Linked DNA regions of Mus musculus: region 2 is linked to region 1. Evidence: chromatin loops called from intact Hi-C (ENCODE). Cell type or tissue: heart. All regions are shown on one strand.

The links. Hi-C counts contacts between places; a loop is a spot of excess contacts. Peaks named below come from ENCODE experiments on the same cell type or tissue, not always from the same donor. Only the 100,000 strongest peaks of a DNase experiment are listed, where the experiment ranks them.
Region 2: it touches region 1 in a loop (1.9-fold over the local background); 4 of 42 quality-filtered maps call a loop at or near these places.

The regions. Positions count from the first base shown.
Region 1 is chr10:42,029,884-42,032,383 of GRCm38, forward strand. No RefSeq gene overlaps it. Among named protein-coding and RNA genes, the nearest start is that of Gm51798, 12 kb to the right of the region's middle. In heart, a CTCF peak has its summit at 1,330 (motif pointing right); a DNase peak (open chromatin) is centred at 1,308; H3K4me3 peaks cover 647 bases; H3K27ac peaks cover 757 bases; H3K27me3 peaks cover 784 bases.
Region 2 is chr10:41,934,024-41,936,523 of GRCm38, forward strand. The region is part of intron 12 of Armc2 (armadillo repeat containing 2); the gene reads right to left. Among named protein-coding and RNA genes, the nearest start is that of Gm33058, 24 kb to the right of the region's middle. In heart, a CTCF peak has its summit at 1,110; DNase peaks (open chromatin) are centred at 938 and 2,248; H3K4me3 peaks cover 1,150 bases; H3K27ac peaks cover 2,062 bases.

The DNA of each region.
Region 1 (2,500 bases):
GTGTGTGTGTGTGTGTGTGTGTGTGTGTATCTTGGAGAAATGCTAACCCAAGTGCTTTGATAGTTTAAAGGTTGTTTGTTTGCTTTTTCATTATTGAGAAATGAAGACTATTATTTTGGACGTTAGACCCTTCCTACAGATTGTGCAGCTATCTTCTCCAAACTGAAGCATTCTGTTCTGGGGAGAGGAAGGGGAAAACTCGAAGGCTTAGAAAGCTCAGGAACATTACAGGAAGCTCAGAAAGCTACTAGCCTCACACACAATCCCTCCCACAGCAATTGCCCTGGAGCGGAGCCTTTTTGGTGTTGCTGCCTACAAACTGGGCTACAGGCTCTTGGATGTGGCTTACATGCACTGCTAGCTGGGGTAGGAGACTTTGGGTGATGGAACTGGTCACCCATGCTTCTGCCAATAACCGTAATAAACTCATTTGTTCAGCAAGTAAGACTTTGGGGGAGTGGTTTCCTTACTTCTCCTTGGTGCCCCAACTGTAGTGAACAGACATTTGGTCACACCTCCTGAGGAATATTCACACAACATCCCGTGTGGAATTGGCAGAGTCTCCCATTCTATTGGGTTTTGGGAGGTAGGGGCAGAGGTTGTTTGTTTTTGAGACAGGGTTTCTCTGGGCAGCTCTGGCTGGCCTCGAACTCACTCTGTAGAGCAGGCTGGCCTCAAACTTGGAGATCCACCTGCCTCTGCCTCCCAAGTGCTGGGATTTGCTCAGACTGTTGTCTGAGTTGCCACCCTGCTCATTCCCTAGTGGTTATTTTCACTTTCTTGATAAAATCCTTCAATGTTACAGGTTCTTAGATTTGTTAGGGTCTAATTTACCCCAGCCCCTGTGTATTGCTTCTGCGTTTGATCCCAGACCCAAGACCCCATTTCATTAAGGTCATGATGCTTTCCTCCTGTGTTCTTCTAAAAGTTTTATTGGTTTAGCTCTTGACATAAGCTATTGATCTATTTTGAGTTTCCTCTTACATGTGGTGTAATAACTAAGCTTCATTCTTTGGCTTGGTCTATCTCGTCTGGACTGTTGAAAAGAGGAGAAATATTTTTTGAGGCAGTGGTATACTGTGGTCACCTAAATGATGCAGGGCCTGGGGAACCAGCGTGGTTTTCAGGGTCTCAGTGTGTAAGCTACTGGAGAGTGGAGCAGGGTGGACTGCTGTGGCCAGCTGAGGAGACAAATCACTCCCTCTCGGCTGGAGCAGCGTCAGCAGGCACCCGGACTCCCATGAGCGGCTGGAGTAGAGAGGAGAGATGGCTCTTGATAGCGCCAAGGTCAAACTTTGCTGAGGCAGCAGCAGTGGTGAGCCAAGGCCACCAGAGGGCACAGCAGAGGTGGTACCCAGTGGGAACACATGAAATGGCCTCTTGGGGTCACGTGGCAGCCAGAGAAGCTGCTCGGAGGCTAGGAGGGAAAGGGCATGGAGCCAGGTGGCGGTGGCGGTTCGGAGCCCCACGGAGGTAGATCATTACGGTGGCAGGTCGGAGCCCCACGAGCCGGGTCTTTACGGTGGCAGTGGCAGGTCGGAGCCCCAGACCATTGCCGAGAGTCATTGCTTGTCCTCTACCACAAGGAATGAGTTACAGTTCCCTTCCCTTTTCAAAATGCAGCTCAAAAGAGCGCGTTCTGTCTTCAGGGCCCCAGCTCTCTGTGAGAAACTCTGCACCAGACTTGAAAATTAAGCTGTGTTTGCCAAACATAGTTTTTGAATGACTGCTTTTTAAGGTCACTGATCATATATGCAGCAGAGAAAATATAGGAAGAAAGAGGGATCATTGACTTAAAACTTGTGGGGAAGGGAGTCCCGAAAAGCTAATAGGCTTCTGTAATAGTCACCTGTTTCAAAATTTTCAGATGTCAGGGCAACAGCTCATCCTTACTTTCACACAATTCCTGGGCATTTTTCATTATGCAGTAAGCGTAAGATTTGAAATTAAGTTTCCAGATGAAGGAAGAGATCCCCACCCTAAGGCCTTCCTGTCACATAACTAAGACAACTGAGGACAATAACCCCCCTGAAAGGGTTAATTCTGCAAAACAAAACAGCCCCCCCAAACCCCCAAAGAAAAAACAACAAAAAAAGAAAACAAAAACAAACAAACAAACAAAAATGAACCCCAGAGAAAACCACGAGGTGCTTTTTGGAACATTCCTGATAACGCACACATCTGTATTACACTCTCAACCCCATGGGCCTGGTGCCATCTCTGAATAGCAGAGAAACACTGAGCCAATGCCTGACAGGATCGTTCAGAGCCAGAACCCCAGGAAAGCCCCAATAATAACTAAAATCTACAAAAGGAAACAGCGGTAAGGCCCATTGCCCTTTTATTAAAGATGCTATTTCAAACCTGCCCCACTGCTGAAATCGGGGGGGGGGGGGGGGCGCTGATCTGGCAGCGGCAGCAACCACACGGTGGTATCAGGTGGTATCAGCCCGAGGGAGATACATTTATAGGCATCAACAACCTAAAAGAAGGATGCTCT
Region 2 (2,500 bases), 96 kb before region 1:
GAATTAAGTTAAAGGGGGTTGAAAATTTAACACTCCCCATGCCCTTAACCAGAAAATTAATCAAGACACCCTGTTTTAAACTGGCTAAAACTGCCTGCATCTTAGAGTTGAGTTAGGATTTCCAGTTTGCTTTATCCGACTTTCCACCCTTAAATAAAACCTAAACATTTGAGTTTACAGGTGGCTAAAGAATAAAAGTCACCAAAGGCAGGCTGCAGACTTCTGAGAAAATACTGATTTACCTATCCTATCAGCACTGGCGGCGGGTTGACGGTTAGCCTGAGAGAATACATATTCATTCATTCATATATATATATATATATATATATATATATATATATAATCAGACCAATCTGAGAGACCACAGACTCAAAACTGCAGACCTAAGCAGACCATTCTGAAGGCAGAGATGACCACCTACCCACCCATCCAACTGCCAACCCAGCCACCCTATCAGCAATTATTCACTGAGTACCCACACTCCACACCTCTGAATGTGGCTCCCCCTCAAAAACACCAGGGCAACAGTTAGACTTTTACTGCGATGGGTTCTTTTTTAAGGCACAGACATAAAGGCATTTGGGCTCTGAGCTGAGTGGGGGAAGAGCCCGTTCCACAAGGACAAAAACAGTGGGAGCTGGAAAGAATGAGCAAGCTTCGGCCCACTGAGCCTGCCCGGTCAGGGGTGCAGAACGAGGGCAAGGCTGAACAAGGAGCTCACTCAGCCAAATGCTCTCACTTGCTCGCCTGCCTGCTCGCTCGCCCAGCACCGCTGGGAATGTGCCTGCAGAGAGGCTGGGAAGGCAGCCAAAGGGCACACTCCTGCCAGGGAGGAGGCAGAGAGCCAGTGGAAGCAAGTTGCCACACAAAGACACCAGGGGAAAGGGGTGGAGGGCTCTTCCTAACCAATCCAGCACAGTTGCTAAGAGGATGTGAGGAAGGGAGGGTGGGTTATCTCTGCGCGGCTAAATGCCTGGCCCAAGTTAGAAACATGGGGAGGGTGGGACGCTCTGCTTGCCGCCCCATCTCCAGCCATTCCAGGTCTCTCTCTTCCTGCAACAGGATGTCGGAGCTGTCCAAATCAGAGCTCATGCTGCATGCCTGGCTGGAGGGGTGGCTCACCCTCCAGGTCTGAGTGGAACTATGCAGAACAAGAGGCTGACTTTAAAAATACAGCACAAGAAGGGCCAGTCTGGTGATGCCGGACCCTGCTTGCCAAGCTTTGCCTGTCATCCCGCCGCATTTAGTAGCTCTGTTTAGAAAAGGAGAAAGAAAGAAATCTGCCCTGTCCAAAAGTGGGAGAGCTGGAGAGGCGGAGGAGGATCCGTGGTGACGGGGCGGCTAATGTAGATAAGGATTGTTCTTTGTGAACTTCGTGTGACCTTTGTAAAAGGCTGCCCCTTACATAAGTCTTATTTCAGGCATTTTCTACCAGAGTTCTTGCCCAGTAGATATTTACAGAAGAGATGGGGAAAATCCCTTTATGTTCTTCCAAAATTCAAACCCACACATACTGTGATGGGCTTCTAAATGTAGTAGTGCTGACATCAGAGGCACCTCAGAAGCTAGCCCTGCCTCAGCACCACAGCTTGCTCCTTCTCCCTTATTAAGCCCATCTGTTTGCACATTTGGTTTGTACCAAATGCAATTTACACCATAAAGCAGACAATATGTGCCTAGTGCTTAAATGAGATCTACCATTTAATTGGATCTTGATAGGAATTCTTACCTAAACTGGAAAGTGTGGCTTTGAATGGAGTTGATGGCAACTGTTTTCTGTCTCAGTTTTGTGCCCATTGAGACCTGAGCTACAGATTGTCTTAGCACTTGTACATAAGTTGAGAACTCGCTTGTTGCCCCTGTGGAAGTCTATTCTGAAAACTTCTGTAGAGCCCCACCCCCACCCCTGCCCACACCCCCAGAGAAATACCACATACAAACTCAGCTCACTTCACCCAGGGCTGGGAGTAAGATTTGTTGTCAACAGAAATAACACACCACTCTCAAACATGTCTGCTGCAAACTTACGAAGTTCAGATGTGGCTAAACACACATTTACACACATCTGTGCTCTTTCAAAGGGAAAATCTACAGGAACATTGGACCGTTTTAATGACATTTAATGTGCTTGTCTCATGCAACAAATCAAGAGCTGGGGGCTTGGCTAGCTAACTGTGGTCCATGAGATTTCCCCCCGGGCAGGTCCTTCTGAAGGTCCCAAGGGCCCCACCTCATTCCTCCCTCATGGGCTACTCTGATTGGTGCTGCATGCCTGCCAAGGATGGCAGCTGGTCCCAGGACAACTTGTTTTGACAAAAGTCTGGCAGAGAACATTGGGAGAAGAGTCTAACACAACGTAACATAACATCTTGTTTTCCCTGAGAAATTGTCTCTGTAGCTAGGGAGAGCTCAGTGGGAGAGCACATGTTTAATGTGACACCAACCCCCCTTCCACCTCCACGGGCACACACTTACACACACACACACACACACACACAGA